2 separate regions of the Homo sapiens genome follow, and region 2 is linked to region 1. A link is an interaction called in ENCODE POLR2A ChIA-PET data of the cell type or tissue named here. Cell type or tissue: OCI-LY7. All regions are shown on one strand. Links, peaks and the distances in the headings refer to the core of each region. The heading gives the core; the rest is flanking DNA.

Evidence for each region. Peaks named below come from ENCODE experiments on the same cell type or tissue, not always from the same donor. Only the 100,000 strongest peaks of a DNase experiment are listed, where the experiment ranks them.
Region 2: POLR2A ChIA-PET joins it to region 1 with 13 read pairs; 2 of 35 experiments call an interaction of 5 or more read pairs at or near these places.

The regions. Positions count from the first base shown.
Region 1 is chr12:94,219,203-94,230,090 of GRCh38, forward strand. PLXNC1 (plexin C1) reads left to right here. Exons shown (of 31, transcript NM_005761.3): 6 at 814-961; 7 at 5,026-5,113; 8 at 7,403-7,505; 9 at 7,947-8,033. Among named protein-coding and RNA genes, the nearest start is that of PLXNC1-AS1, 48 kb to the left of the region's middle. In OCI-LY7, for the core only: no CTCF peak of the experiment used is centred there; DNase peaks (open chromatin) are centred at 1,819 and 3,349.
Region 2 is chr12:93,586,798-93,594,797 of GRCh38, forward strand. It overlaps a transcript of SOCS2 not described here. Among named protein-coding and RNA genes, the nearest start is that of SOCS2, 18 kb to the left of the region's middle. RefSeq lists an enhancer at 4,324-4,883. In OCI-LY7, for the core only: no CTCF peak of the experiment used is centred there; DNase peaks (open chromatin) are centred at 4,784, 6,064 and 7,254; H3K4me3 peaks cover 2,362 bases; H3K27ac peaks cover 2,455 bases.

The DNA.
Region 1 (10,888 bases), core at 1,133-9,132:
TAAAAACTTAATGGCATTGGAATAGAAGTAGATCAATAGATTATTAGAGCAGAGCAGAGTTCAGAAATAGATTCCAGATAAATGGAAATTTAATATAGGACAAAATGATATTTCAGTTCAGTGGGAAAAGGAGGTTTGTTTTTGTTTAATAAATGGCTGTGACATAATTGATTAACCATCTGGATAAAGTTGGACCCTTATCTCACACTGTATATAAAAATAAATTCCAGATGGATTAAAGATATAAGCTTAAAAAATAAAGCAATAAAGATGTTGGAACAATTTTATATTTGTCCATAAGCTAGAGTTTGGGAAGCACTTTATAGCCGAGACAAGAAACCCTGTATTTGATTACTCAAAAGCACATTGTGTAAGGGTAAAAGATGCCACAAGCAAAAGTTACAAGACAAACAATAGATTAGGAGAAAAATATGTGTCAGAAATATGACAGATAAAGATTAATATCTACACCATACAGAGAGCTCTTGAAAATTGATAAGAAAAATATACACACAAAGCAGAAAAATGGTCAAAGAATAAGAATATGCTCTTTACAGAAGAGCAAACCAAATAGCCAACAAAACATCTATTCTTTTATATTTTTATTTATTTATTTATTTATTTATTTATTTATTTATTTATTTATGGAGGCAGTGTCTTGCTCTGTCACCCAGAAACATCTATTCTTTACATCAGCTCTTCTGAGAAATTCTCCCTCCTGTGGCAGGTCAAAGGGTGAGATCATATGAGGCTCTATGATGGATGGAAATGAGGCAAAAATCATCATTTTTTCCCCATATCTTCCCCGCACAGACTACAGTGACTATGGTGGGAAGCTTCTCTCCAAGACACTCAAAGTGCATGGTGAAGAATGTGGACTCTAGCAGGGAGCTCTGCCAGAATAAAAGTCAGCCCAACCGGACCTGCACCTGTAGCATCCCAACCAGAGCAACCTACAAAGGTATGTGGATTCTTCTGGGTTATTTTTGTTATAAAATCAAAAAAACAAGGGAACCTCCTGAGTTTAGTTTGCCCAAGGAATATGAATAGTTCCCCCTCTGTAGACTCACTCCCTCACTACCCCCTGGTTCCCACTTTTGCTCTGGGTCCTCCTCACCTCTGGTTTACCTCATTCATTTACTCCAAGACCCCACTATCAGATATGCCTGGACAATGACAAGAGAAGGGCAAGTTGGATAGGAGAGTGCAGAAAAGCCAGATAGCACTGGGCCGACTACCCAAATGGTTTAGATAATTCAGAGATCTGAAAAGCAAGAAATGCCCTGGGTGAGATGAGAAATTTTAACAACCAATGTTCCATCAGTTTGAGTTCATTGCATTCATACATCCATCCAGGAAGTATTTACTGAACATCTACTATATGTGAGGCACTATGCTAGGTACTAGGGATACAGTGACTCCCCCTTGCCCCTAAAAAAAAGACTGTACACTGGGATAGAGAGAAGTAAGTAGCTCATTACAATGCAGTGTGTAAATACAGGGAACATAGAGTACCATGAGAAGCACATGAAAAATGTACCTTACCAGACATGGTGGAGGGGGAAGGGGTAAGGAAAGCTTCCTGGAGGAAGTGATGTCCAGACAAGGTGAGGGTAGAGTTGAGCCAGACAAAGACGATGGGGATGGGTATTTCAGACAGAGACCAACCTGCATGATGGCCAGGAGACAAAAAGCTTTATTTGAAGAACCAGAAGAGCTTCTACATGGCCAAGGCACATGGGGTAGGGGAAGGTGGAAAGGGGAGACGGAGGGAAGATAGATACCAAAGGAGGCAGCCAGGGGACCATGAAGGGCCTTGTGAACCGTGAATCCTGCGAGCTGTGATGAAACACTGAAAGGTTTAAGCCGGAGGCTGGCAGCACAATCAGATTTTTATTACAGAAAGGTTCCATTGTGCATTGTCTGTCTTTCCTGCTGGAATGTAAGCCCCATGGAGGCAGGGACTTGGAGAAGACATCTTCACTGCTGTGCTTAGAACAGTATCTGGCACAACGTAGGCATTCACAATCAATAAATGTTTCTTGAATGAATGAATGGCTTGAAGGTGGAGAATGGACCAAAGAAGGGAAAGACTGAAAGACTGAGTTCCAACAGATCACTTGGAGGGGTCCAAGTGAGAGAGAAAGTGAAAGCGGAAAGCTACTGGAGGGTCCAGGTGAGAGGGAAAGTGAGAGCTGGAGGAGAAGCCAAGGGGGATGGAGAGAAGTGGATTCAATAGATGGTCAGTAGGTACGGTGGGCAGACTGAGGACTCCTGAGTCTCTTCGAATGAGAAAGACTAGAAGTAGAGTTGAGTTCATGGAGTAGGTCTCCAGGACTGAGTGATGATCATTAATGGAGCTGAGTGGGTTTTATGGTGAGAGCTGGAGTTACCCAATATCTTAGTCCATTCTGGCTGCTATAACAAAATACCTTAGACTGGATAATTTATAAACAATAGAAATGTATTGCTTACAGCCCTGGTGACTGGGGAGTCCAAGGTCAAGGCTCCAGCAGATTCAGTGTCTGGTAATGGCTTGGCCTCTGACTTCGCAGATGGTGCCTTGTTGCTGTATTCTCACATACAGAAGGGGCAGGGGAGCTCTCTTAAGCCTCTTCTATAAGGACACTAATCACATTCATGAGGGTGCAGCCCTCATGATTTAATCACTTCACAAAGGCCCCGTGGCTTAATACTATCACATTGGGTATTAGATTCCAACTTATGAATTTAGGGGAGACATAAATATTCTGACCATAGCACCCAATTGATCCTAAATCCTTCAAAAGGCAATTTAATGCACCAGGCCAGAGAAGTGAGCTTAAAAATGCTCTCAGCCACTGGGTGGTGGCTGTTTGGGTCTGATTGCTTGGAAAATCACCTCAATTTTCCACTTTACTTTGTCCACACTGTGCAGCCTTTGTGATGCATTTCTGGTTAATTTTGTTCATTAAAACGCAGACCTTGCTCACCTATAAAATATGCCTCTAAAGTATTTGAGATCACCTTGTAAAGCTAGTTGGTTGCTTTTAGCGCCTCCATCCGTTGCACCCAACCCTTCACCTGCCGTTTTCTGAATATCTTACATATTCTGAACGGGCAAACAAATTTGCTTCCCAGCCTCTTGTACTCAGCCAGCCGGTGACCATTGCCAAGCCTTTATCCATGGCCTTCTTTAAACCTAGAATGGCTTCCCCCTTTCACAAAATCCTGTCTCCCTTTCTGCTTTGAAACATTGGAGAAAAGTCACCTCTTCCACATGCCCTTGCCAGATTCTGCTCTGACTTTCTCAGCCATTCTAACACCCCTTTGGTCCTCCATGCACACCCCTATCTTGGCACCCAGGTTACCAGAGGGAACTGAAACCACTCATATGGTTGTTTCCTTGACTGTGCTGTCATCACCTAAATTATTTTACCTCTTCCAGAATAACTGTAAATGCTTTCCTAGAAGAAATCATGAATATTCATTTCCTTGTGATATTTCCAAATAGAGTTTTGTGCCTATTTGGTGCTTGAAAAAAAGTATGACTTTTGCAGTCTTCATCACCGGACACTTATAGATTCCACTGGAGTGTATTTTCACTGGGAGTCCCTCTGAGCTGACTGTCCCTGTGTTCATTCTACTCACATGTATCAAGTGTCTGTTCAGAGGCTTTTGCAGAGAGGTCATGCCAGCCCTCCAAGCCTCTTTGTCTTGAGAACAGAAGATGATCATTTCACACACACCCTCTGTACGTGAACCGAATTTTATGTGGAATTCTGACTTTCAGAGGGAGTGTTATTGCTGTGGAGAAGGACCTTAAAGTAAGGGTTTTTAGACTTTGGGAACCACACACTAATAAAATTTCAATGAGAAAATTAGGGTTGCCAACGGAGTCAAGCCAGCTTCTTATTTTGTCAAGACTTAGATTTAAAAAGCACCCTCTCGGCCAGGCATGGTGGCACACGCCTGTAATCCCAGCACTTTGGGAGGCTGAGGCGGGCAGATCACTTGAGGTCAGGAGTTCAAGACCAGCCTAGCCAACATGGTGAAACCCCGTCTCAACTAAAATAAATAAATAAACAAACAAATAAATAGTACCACCTCCTATTCCTATTAATTCACCAAAGGAAAAAGATATTAATACCTTGTTATTAGCACTGGTCCGTGGACAGAAGGGGATTTGAAAGGTGCTATTCTGTGTTGTGGCCCCAAACCTGGGCTCTATACAATTGTTCCATGGGGAGCAATGCAACCACAGGTTCCTGGGTCCACCCCAGGCTTGCTAAATCAGAATATTTAGGGGCATGGCCCTGGGATCTATAGCTTTGTAAATTTCTCAGGTGATTCTGATAGAGAACTGGGTTTGGGAATCACTACCTTGGATAGAGCATATATGTTTAAAGAGATACAGGAAATACTACATTTCTCTAATGCTGATTTAGTAGTTTTGAAATCCTTGTTATTTTGTTCTTTTGGGGTTTTCTAACCAATGAGTAGGTTTTCAAAGGCAAATAAGAAAACCTTTATCACAGATTTGGTGACAGTTGACCCCAAGAAGATCGTGGAACCCAGCCCATGGAAACTACACTTTAGAGTATGTTAGGTAAATATTTGCAGCGTGGATTTTTCTGAAGGTGCAGGATTTCTAATGCTCCGGTTTTCATGTTCTAGGCACTTCTTGCTCGGTGACTTGTTTTGTTCTTATGCCTTGGCCAATTAAAAGCTGAGATAGTGATCCCTAGGAGAGTATGAGATGTAAATGAGCTGTAAAATGGCTTCTTCCTAGTGATTATTCATGGGAGGCTTGGAACTCGAGGTGGGTTCAGTCTGTTTGGAGGCTTGAGCTGTGCACTTCGGCTGCCTGATGCGAATGGCCTATGGGGAAGGAACCACATACTGATTGAAATGTTAGCAAACAGCTGGCACGCTCCTGCCCACTATGCAGAGGAAGCAAAAATATTTATCTTTTTTTGCATTTACAGCTATGCTTGACTATAGCAGGACTCCACCGTAAATGACATTTTCCCCCCTTCCCTCCAGATGTTTCAGTTGTCAACGTGATGTTCTCCTTCGGTTCTTGGAATTTATCAGACAGATTCAACTTTACCAACTGCTCATCATTAAAAGAGTAAGATTTTATTTGAAATTTGAATATTCTCTCGTTGATCTTAATTTACTTATTTGTTTGACTCCTCGATTTCCTAAAGAACTCTTTTGTGAGACAGAACTTTCCAAAATGCCTTTTGAAGCATGGTGTAATGGGAGATAGGAGAGCCACCGAGCTAATAAGCTCCGCTCGCACATTCTAGCCCTGACTAGTAAGCTGGCGCTGCGAGGGAGAGAAATCCCCTGTGCTTAAGTGTTCATACCCACAGGGAAATATGTCTTCCCAGGACCGAGAGGCAGCCTTGAAGTAAGTAAAGAAGAAGGGACAAGCCAGGTGTGGTGGCTCACATCTGGAATCCCAGCACTTTAGGAGGCTGAGGTGGGCAGATCGCTTGAGCCCAGGAGAGTTTGAGACCAGCCTGGGCAATATAGTGAGACGCCATCGCTACAAAAAAACACAAAAGTTAGCCAAGCATGGTGGTATGTGCCTGTAGTCCCAGCTACTTGGGAGGCTGAGGTGGGAGGATCACCTGAGCCTAGGAGATGGAGGTTGCAGTGAGCCGGGATGGCGCCCCGCATTCCAGTCTGAGTGACAGAGTGAGATTGTCTCAACAAAAAGAAGGAGCGCTGCTAGGTTCTCTTCTGATTGGAATGGCTTCGGGAATTTGGGCGGAACGAGAAGCCTTGAGTGTAGGGGTAAAAAGTCTTACTTGAGAAGGACAAGGTGAAGTCCCTTTCACCAAAAGAACATGTTCCTGCTGCCCCCCTTTTCACCATCTTTGGCCTCTTTGAGCTACATAGGCCCCTGAGTTAGTGCCAAACCTCACTCCTTGCTTCTAAAGCAGCAAGAGGACAGAGGAAATATGTTTCTCAGATGCCTGACTTGCCAATTGGAAGTTGGGATGGAGGCCTGCAGGGCACCTTGGGAGGCTGCATGAGTAGCAGTGCTGTAGATCACTGCATAGTTTGATTGACCAGTTATGTGAGCACCAAATGGGAGTTTCTTTTGTCCTGGCCTGGGAACCATGGTTTCTATGGGGAAAATGAATTTGAACTTGAAGCTGAGCTAGGAGGCTGCTCTTGAATGATTAGAACAGGAGCCCCTGGGCCTCATCTCTTCCACTGAGGCACTTTGAAAAAGATGACACAAGGCCCAGTTCAATTATTGCTAAGAAACAGAATGGATTTAAGGAGAAAAAAATACAAAAATTGCTACAGAAAGCCTCAGAAGTTCATGAAAATAGGAAAAAAGGGTGTGAATTAAATAGAATTATATAGCTCAAAGACAGTTGAAAGAACGTAGCTCCCCCGATGCCCACTTTAAGGCCAGATGAAAGGAACCGACTAGCCCCAGGTCCCACAACTTGGTAATTAAGAACCAGACCTCAGACCTAGGTCCCCCAGGGAGGGTGAGCGCCCTTTCCATAGGTAACTGCTTCCTGTTAGGAAAGCACTTAGTACAGTAATCACACCCTGGGGGTAGAAGAAGCGAGCAAATCACAAACCCGTGTCTAGCTCACTTAGGTGGCCGGATCCACGCAAAAGCCAGTGTGTCCTCTCCTTCCACGGAAACTGCAGTTTCTGTAGATCAGAATCTCAGAATGTTTCCTCATTTCTTGGAGAAGGTATAAAACAAACTGGGTCCCCCGGCCCTGTGCTAGCACCCCTTGCTAGAGCTAAGGCTTCCTCTGGCCTCCCTTGGCCCTGTTTCCAGATCAACCCTGATTTCCCTTTTTAACATTCCTTCTCATAAGTGCTTTTCAAGTCCTCCACAGTTTACCCAATCATGATAGGTGATTTGATTAGTAGAAACACAATTCTTCCTTAATTTGATTATAAAGCAAACACAGGCACCTCGTTGCCTCTGCTTGCCAGCTAACACTTTCTGTCTCACATCTTCCAGGCAGTTGGCAGTGTGACTGCTGGAGTGAGTGAGGGCTTCCTGATTTTGGAAGGCAGAGTGGGTAGAGGCGGGGAGAGAGAGAGATCCATCTCCAGAGGGACTTACCTGAGGGTAGACAAATAGCAGAACTGGATTCAGAAACAGATTCATTGGGTTCCTATTATCTACAGACCAGCAGGTGACCCAGCTTCAGGTTTCCATGGCAACACCCCTGCAGGTGCCATTCCGGCCCATCAACCTGAGGGCTTCCAAGAGCAGGGCACAAAGCCTCACAGGAATGTCTGTCCAGGGATTTTTTTTTTTTTTTGCCTTCTTTTAAATGCTTGCATGCCACATCACAGAGGGAAATTCTAGGATGTGAACATTGTCCTAAAACGCAGGAATTAAGTCAGTTTTCTGTGTTGCTAGATGCCCAGCATGCGTAGAAACTGGCTGCGCGTGGTGTAAAAGTGCAAGAAGGTGTATCCACCCCTTCACAGCTTGCGACCCTTCTGATTATGAGAGAAACCAGGTAAAGTGACATTTTTGGTATTGTAAGTCTTAACCGCCGGGCATGGTGGCTCACGCCTGCAATCCCAGCATTTTGGGAGGTCGAGGCGGGTGGATCAATTGAGGTCAGGAGTTCGAGACCAGCCTGACCAACATGGCAAAACCCTGCCTCTACTAAAAATACAAAGTTAGTGGGGTGTGGTGGCGCATGCCTGTAATCCCAGCTACTCGGGAGGCTGAGGCAGGAGAATCACTTGAACCCGGGAGGCGGAGGTTGCAGTGAGCCGAGATCGCGCCACTGCACTCCCAGCCTGGGTGACAGAGTGAGACTCCGTCTCAAAAAAAAAAGGTTTAACCAAAAATAAATGTTTGTGACTGCCTGGTCCTACCTTCTCTTTTATGTTTGTTGCACACTTTGAATTTACCACCCATCTGGATGTTGAAGGGATGTTCTCCATTCCAGGAACAGTGTCCAGTGGCTGTCGAGAAGACATCAGGAGGAGGAAGACCCAAGGAGAACAAGGGGAACAGAACCAACCAGGCTTTACAGGTCAGACCCTATTTTTGTGTGGTTGAGGGGAAAACCTGTCTTTGAATGACCATGACCACAACTCATACTACTTTGGGTTCCTTAAAAAAATTCTCTATTTTACTTTCTACCAAAATTCCCTTTTGTGTCTTTGGTTTTTTAACCAAGTTTCACTTAATTAGCGCAATACATCAATGGCTGGACACTCACATAAAATAAATTAAAACTCTGTAATTATGAAAAATGATGTTGCTCTGGTCGAAATAAAATTGTAAAGGTGACTTTGCGGCTCACTGGTGAAGAGCTGGAAGGAAGTTTAGCATTCCATCTGAGGGATTTCAACTTGCACTTTATATAATTGCGTTTCTGGGGGTTATGTGTGTGGATGGGGGTCTGTGCAAAGTGTGCAAACTAACCTCGATTCCGTTGTTTTTTTTCAACTTTGTAGGGACGTCTAACCAGTAGTGAACACTGCTAAACCAGAATTGTTATAGAATGTGTATTTCTCTCGCCTTCTCACAAGCAGTTATTAATCCATGAACTTTCCTTGGAAATGCCCGTTATTTTCTTCATAGTAAATTACATAAGCCCCCACGTCAGTCATGTTTGAAAAGAGGGGACATGTCAACGTAAACATTTCTGGGCGGAACACATGTGGCTGTGCTTACAACTTCACTCAGTCAACAAAAGTTCATTGAGCATCTATATGTGGTAAAACACAAAAAGAGGATAAGTCCTGCCCTCGCTAACCTTGGAGTCTAGCAGAAATAGACAAATTAAAAATGACAGCTCTGGGGAGAAAAGGGCTCCATTTTCCATTTCTCTAATCTGTGGTTTTGACTTCTCCACTTGCTGCTTACCTAAGGTCAAGTGCAAAGGTAAATAAGTAGCATATTTTGAATCATTACTGAAAAGTTTATAGTAACTTCAGGTGAATTAACAACCAGGCAGAGGGAATATGAATCAAATGGATATGAAGTTAATTAAAGGCATTAGAAAAGCTTGATGCTCAGGTATCTCCAGACTTTAGCAGTCTCTGAGGTCTTGTTAAGTAATGGGCTCCTTTTCTCATCCCATTGGTTTGGAAAACTAAGACACAGCGACAAGGACTTGGATCAGGAAGACAGTGGCTTTGTGGCTTTTTCTTTTTAATTAAACTTTGTTGTTGTTCCAGGGTTTGTTTGTTTGTTTTTTCGTTTTGATAAAATACACAAACAAAATTTACCATTTTTATTGCTTTTAAGTGTACAGTTAGTTGAGGTAAGTACATTCACATCATTGCACAACCTATCTCCAGAACTCTTTTCATCTTGCAAAACTGAAACTCTATGCTCGTTAAATAATAACTCTTCATCTCTCCTTCCCCCCAGCCCTTGGAAACCGCCATTCTAATTTTTTGTCTCTATGAATTTGACTACTCTAGGTACCTCATGTAATTGAATTTGTCTATTTGTGCTGGCGTCTTTCACTTAGCATGATGTCCTCAAGGTTCATCTGTGTGGTCGCATGGGTCAGAATTCCCTTCTTTTCTAAGGTTGACTAATATTCCAGTGTATGTATATACCATATTTTGTTTATCCATTCATCCATGGATTAACGCTTGGGTCGCTTCCACATTTTAGCTATGATGAATAATGCTACTAGGAACGTGGGTGTGCTGCTATTTCTTCGAGACCCTGCTCTCAGTTCTTTTCGGTATATGCCCAGAAGCAGAATTACTGGATTGTATTGTAATTCTCTTTTTGGTTTTTTGAAGAACCATTGTACCGTTTTCCATAGCAACGATACCATTTTGCATTCCCACCAACAGTGCACAAGGGTTCCAGTTTCACCCCATCCTCACCAATACTTGTTATTTTCGATTTTGTTTGATAGTAGCCATCCTAATATGGGTCAGGTGGTATCTCATTGTGGTTTTGATTTGCATTTCCTTGATGATTAATGATGTTGAGCATCTTTGTGTATGCTTGCTGGCCATTTGTATATCTTCTCTGGAGAAATGTCTAATCAAGTCCTTTGCCCATTTTTAAAATTGGGTTATTTTTGTTGTTGTTGAGTTGTAGGAGTTCTTTATGTATTCTGGGTATCAACCCCCTATCAGATATATCATTTGCAAATATTTTCTACCATTCCATAGGTTTCCTTTTCATTCCGTTGACTGTGTCCTGTAATACACAGAGTTTTTAATTTTGATGAAGTCCAGTTCATTTATTTTTTCTTTTATTGCCCATGCTTTTGGTGTCAGATCCAATAAATCATTGCCAAATTCAATGTCATGAAACTTTCTTTCTGCATTTATTTGTAAAGGTCTGTAGCACTTATATTTTGGCCTCTGATTCATTCTCAGTTCATTTTTATATATGGCATAAGAAATGGGTCTAACTTCATTCTTTTGCATGTGGATATCCAGTTTTCCCAACATCATTTGTTGAAAAAAATGTCCTTTCCCCCATTGAATGGTCTTGGCACCCTCGTTGAAAATCATTTCACCATATTTGTGAGAGTGTATTTCTGGGTGTTCTTTTCTATTCTATTGGTCTATGCCTGTCTTTATGGCAGTAACGCACTGTTTGATTACTGTAGCTTTGTAAAGTAAATTTTGAAATCAGGAAATGTGAATTCTTCAACTTTGTTCTTCTTTTTCAAGATTGTTTTAGAAAATAATAAACTTTTAATTTTGAGATAATTGTAGATTCACATGTACTTGTGAGACAATAATACTTAATATCTTTTACCCAGTTTCCTTCAATAGTACTATCCTGCAAAACTATAGCAAAACATCACAGTCAGGATATTGACGTTGACAGCAGTCAAGACACAGAACAGCTCTATCATCACAAGGCTCCCCAGGTTGCCCTTTCACAGTCGCATCCATT
Region 2 (8,000 bases), core at 1-8,000, 630 kb before region 1:
ACTCACTCATTCAATAAATATTTACTGAGCATCTACTTGTTGTAGTCATGAAGCAAGGTTCTGAGGAATGTTAAAAAACACAGTCCCTGGCCGGGCACAGTGGCTCACACCTGTAATCCCAGCACTTTGGGAGGCCGACACGGGTGGATCACTTGAGGCCAGGAGTTCAAGACCAGCCTGGCCAACATGGCAAAACCCTGTTTCTACTAAAATTACAAAAATTCGCCAGGTGTGATGGCGTGTGCCTGTAGTCTCAGCTACTCTGGAGGCTGAGGCACGAGAATCACTTGAACCCGGGAGGCAGAGGTTGCAGTGTGCTGAGATGGCACCACTGCACTCCTGCCTGGGTGACAGAGTGAGACTGTCTTAAAGAAAAAACAAAAACAAAAAACATAGTCCCCGACCTCAAGGAGATTCTGTATAGCAGAGAAACACACAAGCCAGCATGCCATGATACATGGTACAATAAGATAATGGCTGCAACGGAGGTCTCTGCAAAGAGCAGCTGAGCAGAGAAGACCTATCTGGATCTGTTTGAAGGAGTCAAGAAAGAAATCAGAAAGGAGGCAGCTTTTCATCTGAGACTTAAAAAATCAGTTGGTGGCTGGGCGCAGTGGCTCACGCCTGTAATCCTAGCACTTTGGGAGGCAGAGGTGGGCAGATCACGAGGTCAGGAGATCGAGACCATCCTGGCTAACACAGTGAAACCCCGTCTCTACTAAAAATACAAAAAAGTAGCCGGGCGTGGTGGCACGCGCCTGTAGTCCCAGCTACTTGGGAGGCTGAGGCAGGAGAATCGCTTGAACCTGGGAGGCAGAGGTTGCAGTGAGCTGAGATTGTGCCACTGCACTGCAGCCTGGGTGACAGAGCGAGACTCTGTCTAAAAAAAAAAAAAAAAAAAAGTTTGGCTAGGCCAAAGAGCCAGGCAAGGCAGTTCCAAGTAGAGCAGACCACACGAAGGTGTGAGAGAACACAGTTTGTTCCCATAAGTTCTACCACTGTGGGTGGAGCTTCAAATGCAAAAGAGGAAACCAACTAGGAGATAACCCTAAGTTGGTGGGCAGGGAACTGAGCACTCAGGGCTTTGCCTGCCTCTCAAAAGAGTTTGTATTTTATGTGGGAAGTGAAGGAGCTATCGAAGGCTTTTGAACAACAGAGTGACCGCATCAGATTTGGTGGCAATATGGAGGCTGCTCTGGAGGGACGTGACCTGAGATCAGGGCTTCTGAACTTTATCCCTAGACTTGCAAGGGACCCATGGATAAGATGTCTGGGATCTGTGAACTTGGATTGGAAAAAAGCGTTATACTGTCATTTTCACTATCCTCTAAACTGAAATTTAGCATTTCCTTCAAATAAGAATCTAGGCAACGGATCACAGTAGAATTAACAGAAGATGTGAGTTTATCACCAGTAGAAATGCTCTGATAGCATATTACAGTTGTTGTAGGTATTTCAAAATATCTTTTACACTTATCACTAAACTGAAATTATTATAGATATTAGACTCACTGCCATAAATTGTTACTTAATGAATTAATAAAGAACATATATAACTGTGTGACAAATATAAAAAATAATTTGATATTTACATTTTAATATAATGTATCTTTTGTTTTTATTTTATGATTTAAGCACAGTATTCTGAGAAGGGGTCCATAAAAAAAGTCAAAACTCAACACACCAGAGGATGTGAGTCAAAACTCACATCACCAAAGGAACGTGATCGTTGAGGAGGTCAGTGTAGCCTAAGGCAGCGATGGGGAGAAGGAGGAAGAGGAGTTGGAAGAATTTGTGAGAAATTCTGGAGACAGTGAATTTTTTTTTTTTTTTTTGAGCCAGAGTCTCGCTCTGTTGCCCAGAGACTAGACTGCAATGGCATGTTCTTGGCTCACTGCAATCTCCACCTCCCAGGTTCAAGCAATTCTCCTGTCTCAGCCTTCCAAGTATCTGGGACTACAGGCATGCACCACCAAGCCTAGCTAATTTTTTTTTTTTATTTTTAGTGGAGAAGGGGTTTTGCCATGTTGGCCAGGCTGGTCTTGAACTCCTGACCTCAGGTGATCCACCCGCCTCGGCCTCCCAAAGTGCTGGGATTACAGGCGTGAGCCACCGCGCCTGGCCTGACAGAGTGAATTTGTTGATAGATCAGGGACATAAAGCAGGGGTAGGGGTACGCATAGACCCCATTTCCTCCAGCAGTTTTCTGGCTGGAGCAGAATGCTTATGCTTGCCACATGTGTTCCTTTCTTCCCAGTGCTATCATTATTTACCGTACAGCATGGTTTAAAACACGGAAAACATCCATCCTTTGCTTCCCTCCTCTGTGCCTGCCAGTCCTACACCTTTCTCAACTCTTTTAGTGTTATCTTCTCCAGCTAGACTGCAGATTCTGGGCAGGCAGTGCCTTGCAGTCTGCGACCCCATCATATATTTTTCACAGTTGATGTTGAATACATGACTGATAGATTTCAAAGGCATTTCCTGTTTTGAGGTCACCATGTACACCATATTCTAGTTACAGAAATTATACCAACCTTGACATTCTGGGAATTTTTTTTTTAAATTCCCATGGGTTCTATCATTTGTCTTCTCATAAAATAATACAAAATGTGCAAATAAAAAAATCCATATGCTTGGGCTTCCTGATTGTTTTTATTAAAGTGAGTTTAGTGATGGTGGGTTAAATAATGCTGTAATCTTAAGCCAGAAATTGAGAATATGGATTTGAAATGTCCCCATTCCCTTTTTTTGTTTGTTTTTGTTTTGTTTTGTTTGCTGTTGCATGTTCTTGGCAGCAGTGGTTGATGTCAGTATTGTTGCCCATGTTGTAGACTGCAGATGTTGCAGTGTAGCTTAGTACTTTGGTTCGCTTGCTGAAATTCCTCACTGTGCTTCTTATGAGGTCCAGGAACATATAGATTTGCAGTCTGATGTATTTTGATGATTGCCAGATAAAACTGATGTCTGGCACTTTTTCCAGGAGAAACACATGTAGACGTTTCCAAGTTGATTTGTAGGGACTTAGTGTTATTAGAACTTTGTGGCAAAACTTTTTCTCAAGTGGCAGAAGAAATAAAGGAACTTCAGTTTTGAGGGCTGTTAACAGCACTTCCATTAGTGGCAAAGCTGAGATGGTTGACAAAGTACTGGATTGTTGAGATGGACCTTCCAGGCCGGGTGTGGTGGCTCACGCCTGTAATCCCAGCACTTTGGGAGGCCAAGGTGAGCGGATCATGAGGTCAGGAGTTCGAGACCAGCCTGACCAACACGATGAAACTCCATCTCTACCAAAAATACAAAAATTGGCCTGGTGTGGTGGTGCGCGCCTATAATCTCAGCTACTCAGGAGGCTTGAACCCGGTAGGTGGAGGTTGTAGTAAGCTGAGATCGCGCCACTGCACTCCAGACTGGGTGACAGAGCGAGACTCAGTCTCAAAAAAAAAAAAGAATAAGCAAGTACTGTATTTGGACTTTTAAGCATTACTGATACAGTAAAATACAGTTTTAGCTACCGACGCAAGACTAGCACCCAAGATTTTAGAAAAAGGCACTTTTTCCCTTTTATTTTCCAATAACATTTCTCAATCTGGTAACCAGAGAGACTACTCTGGGATTAATTTGAGTCTGATTGCTGTTTACTGTTCTAACAAGAACAGTTTTTTTGGAGAGGAGAGCAGAGTTTAGGAGAAACGAACTATTAAAAGTTAGCTTCCCGTATGGGCGTGGTGGCTCAGGCCTGTAATCCCAGCACTTTGGGAGGCCGAAGTGGGCGGATCACGAGGTCAGGAGATCGAGACCATCCTGGCCAACATGGTGAAACCTGTCTCTACTAAAAATACAAAAATTAGCTGGGCGTGGTGGCACGTGCCTGTAATCCCAGCTACTCCGGAGGCTGAGGCAGAAAGAATCGCTTGAACCCAGCAGGCAGAGCCGAGATGGCGCCACTGCACTCCAGCCTGGGCGACAGAGCAAGACTCCGCCTCAAAAAAAAAAAAAAAAAAAAAAAAAAAAAAAAAAAAAAAGTTAGCTTCCCAGTGTACACATGAAAAGTACAATCCTTTTCTTCATTTATATTATAATTATTTGAAGAGCAAATTAGGTATTGTTAGTGAAGAAATGAGAGTGATTACCTGGTAATATGATGAGTTACTTTTTCTTTAAACTTACTGGCTTTTCCCTTAACACTAATGGTCTGGATAACAAGTTTTTACTTGTTGGCAGTGCAGTTTAGCCTCCGAACACTCTTGGAACAAAATGACTAATTTTTTTTAACGCTTTATTGAAATATAAATTTTAGGAGAGTAAACATTTTCGATTTGGAAGAAGTAGTTACGTTACAGACCTTCAAATCCAGCTTGTTCGGGAGACTTGACATTTAATCACTAGGCTAATGAAGCGCCAGAAGAGAGAGCTTTTATGGTTAGAAAGGGAGGTGTTTTTTAAAAAAAAAACAAACGAACAAACAAAAAAAAAAAAACAAGGCTCAGCCCGAGATACTGGAAGCGACTTGACCTTGATTTACATATACAAGGAACGGAAATGAATTAGCCCGGCTAGATATTTCTAGGAACTAGTTAAGGGAGAATGAACAAGATGGGAGCGAGGAGAAAGCGTGTGTGCGTTCGTGTGTGGCTGTCTGTCTGTCTGTCTGCGGCAAGAGGAATCTCAGAGTTTCGGTTATTTCTCCTTGAAGAATTTTCAAACGGAGTTCCTGCAGGGGCTGGCTCTAGCGTCTACGATGTGCACACACTGTCTCTCAAGAGGGAAGTGATCCTGGCGCCACGGGGTGATGCAGCAGAAGTTCTTTTTGTCTGTGGCCAGGGTAGAGTGCGGAGCCCCACGGAGCTGTGGCGTGGCGGCTCCTCCCAGACGCGTCCGGGGCGCCGCTCGGGTCTCCCAGGACCTTATGTAACCCAGCGTCGGCAGCAAGGAGCCGGTCACAGGCTGACCAACGTCAAGGCGTTTCACTTTGGAAGCGCACCAGATGAGTGTGGTATTGAGAGCAGACGGCTGGGTGCAATGTTTTTGCCGCATATCTCATGGGTTATTTTAATCTTTTCACGTAGTCTTAAGGGTCTCACTAGACCGTATATGAGAATGTGGCCAGGGATGTGGCTTCTATAGATTGTCCCAGATAAGAGCATCCCTTTTGTTTTTGTTAATGCAGGGTAAATACAACCTCTTCTTAGGAGCTAGTTTTTCAATTATTCTAAAAGTGATAACATGCTCATGGTTCAAAATTTAGTCAGTTCAGAAGTGCACAAAATGAAAAAATTGTCCAACTCCCGTCCCACTCCCCAGAGGTAACTATTATTAAAAGTTTCCTTTTTATTGTTCCAGAATTTTTTTAATGCAGTCGAAGCCTCTATTTAAATCATGTTTTAAAGCACACACAAATATTATTGTACTATACTTTCTGCTCTGCAATTTGCTTTTAAAATTTAATATTTGGACTCTCTATGTCTACCTTTCTCTCTATATATCTATTTATATCTTCATGGCAACATAAGGCTTTGCCTCATTCTTTTCAACAGCTGCACAATATTCCATGATATGAATGTACCATTACTGATTGAATCAGTCTCCTGCTAGTGGATATACAGGTTGTTCCCAGTTTCGTGCTATTACAAACAACGGTGCGGTACAAATCTGTGTGCTAATTGTTGCTGTGTGCTTATGGGAACATATATGTTGAGTACATTCTTAGAAGTGGAACTTTGGGGCCCAAGGGTACATGGCACTTAACATTTTAATAGATATTTACTTTCAAATCACATTCCCAAAAGGTTGTTCCCATGCATATTTCAGATGGAAATAAATTCTGTCTTTCAAGTTGTACACATAGCTGAGGGTTTTCCTTAAAATACTGTTCATTTTTAAACAGCATATTTTCCATTGAGATCGAATAAACTTGTTTATTTGCTAATTAATTGCCCTTGAAGTTAAATCTCTATTCTAGAAAAGATGTCTGAGAAACCTAGTGGAAAGGCCTCAACAACTTCGTCCCAGCCTTGATCAGAGACATTCACAGCTATGGGACAGGCACATGGCTCTATGCCTTGACTGTGGCTTCATAGACAGCTGTCTTTAAAAACCCTAGGGTAGGACTGAGAAAGCTTTTTTTTTTTTTTTTTTTTTGGTATGTGTAATAATATCATCTTCAATTAGTTCTGTTCAAAGGACATCGATTAAGCACAACTATAGTAAAAGTTTCTCCAGTTCCCTACTCTCTGTCCCCTTATCCTGGTTTCCTGCCTTCTCTCTCCCCTTTTGTGTTTGTTTCTTTTCATACCAGTTATCCTCTGCACCCACTCCTGACACCAGATTGGGTGGCCAGTTCTAGGAACAATGAAACTGATTTCCTACAACTGGAAGGTGGTTCTGGAGAGGGAATTAGCTTTGCCTAAGATTATTATCACGCTGACCCGACTCTATATCTAGATCCTGCCTCCAGTGGGATAGCTGATCTGCTATGACTCCCAAATGCCTAAAGCTCTCCGCCTACTCAGAAACACAGCATCTTCTTTAAAGCTCCAGAAGAGAGAGCTTTTATGGTTAGAGAAGGAGGTTTAAGAAAAGCAAACAAATAGGGCTCAGCCTGAGATACTGGAAGCAACTTGACCTTGATTTACATATACAAGGAACAGAAATAAATTAGATATTAGAATTAAATTAAAATCAAATTTTAATTTAGATTTGTATAGGTAAGACCTATTACAGATGAAGCCAGATACCAAGATATGTTTCAAAAAACATGTGGTTCACATTGCTATTAAATTGTTTATAAATGATCATAGTAGCATCCCAATTACCTTTTAGATTATAGCCAACTTTTTGGGAATTACAGGACTTTTACAAGTATTTTATTTCCCAAATTACCTGCTTATCTGGAAAATAACCCTAGTAAGACCAAGCCCACTCATCCTGAAAACTCATCTTAAATGAAGCCAAGTCAAGTCAGAATAAGATCTGGGTGTCAGCAAAAAGGAAAACAAACAAACAAAAATCAAACCGAACCACGCTAAAATAAAATAAAATAAATTTCCCATTTAAAGTCTGAATCCCTTTGGCTTTGTAAGCTACTGTTACCATACAGAGGCATCTGCCTTAAAATAAAGGAAATAAATCAAGAGCGTAGAAAACCTGTTTAATCAAAACTCTTAATTTCAAATCAGTGTTTCCATAACACATTACAAGCCAGCAGGAAGAGAGGGGAGGCAAAATGTGCAGTTCCATGATGTCCCCAAATAGAATGTTCACAACTGACAGGAAGCACCTGGGGGATTATGATTATTTGCTTTAGAAATTCAAAAATAAATTGTTTTTTGAAATAAAAAGGGAAGAACAAATCGGTTTCTCAGTTCAGGTTGTTTTTAACACTTCACACACATCCATTTTTATAATCCCAATTCAGAAGACAATGAATTCAAGTTAATAATGTATTTAAATTTAAGGATAATGCAGAGAATGTCAAAATAGAAAATTGCAATAGAACAGTTGAGCTGAACTCTGAGGCTCCTTTTCTTATTTTGACTCAAGTTGACCTTCAATATTATAGTACTTTCATTTTTACAGCTCTTTACATATTCTGTAAAAAAGCTTTTAAAAAGTGAAATGAAGATGTTTCTTAACTATTAAATTTCTATTGCCTAACTCTTTTAATTTTTTGAGTCCATTAAGACTTTAGAAGATATTCTTTCTCAAATGTGTCATTTAATTAACAATTTGCTAATGGCCTTGATAGGATTTTTCCATTTTTGTTTTCCAAATCAAGAAATCTCCATGTTCCTTTTATTATTTTCACTTTGTTTCTTTAGATATAATTCTTGTTTTTCCTGGATAATTAGTATAGAATTTATTTATTGTAGAGAACTCTGTTCTGACAGCTGATAATATAAATATATGTTTGACCCACATTACTAGAAAGAATGTTATGTAAGGGAGTTTGTCAGGGAATATCAGCTCTCGAACACTGGGAGTTCAGGGAAAGAAATGAA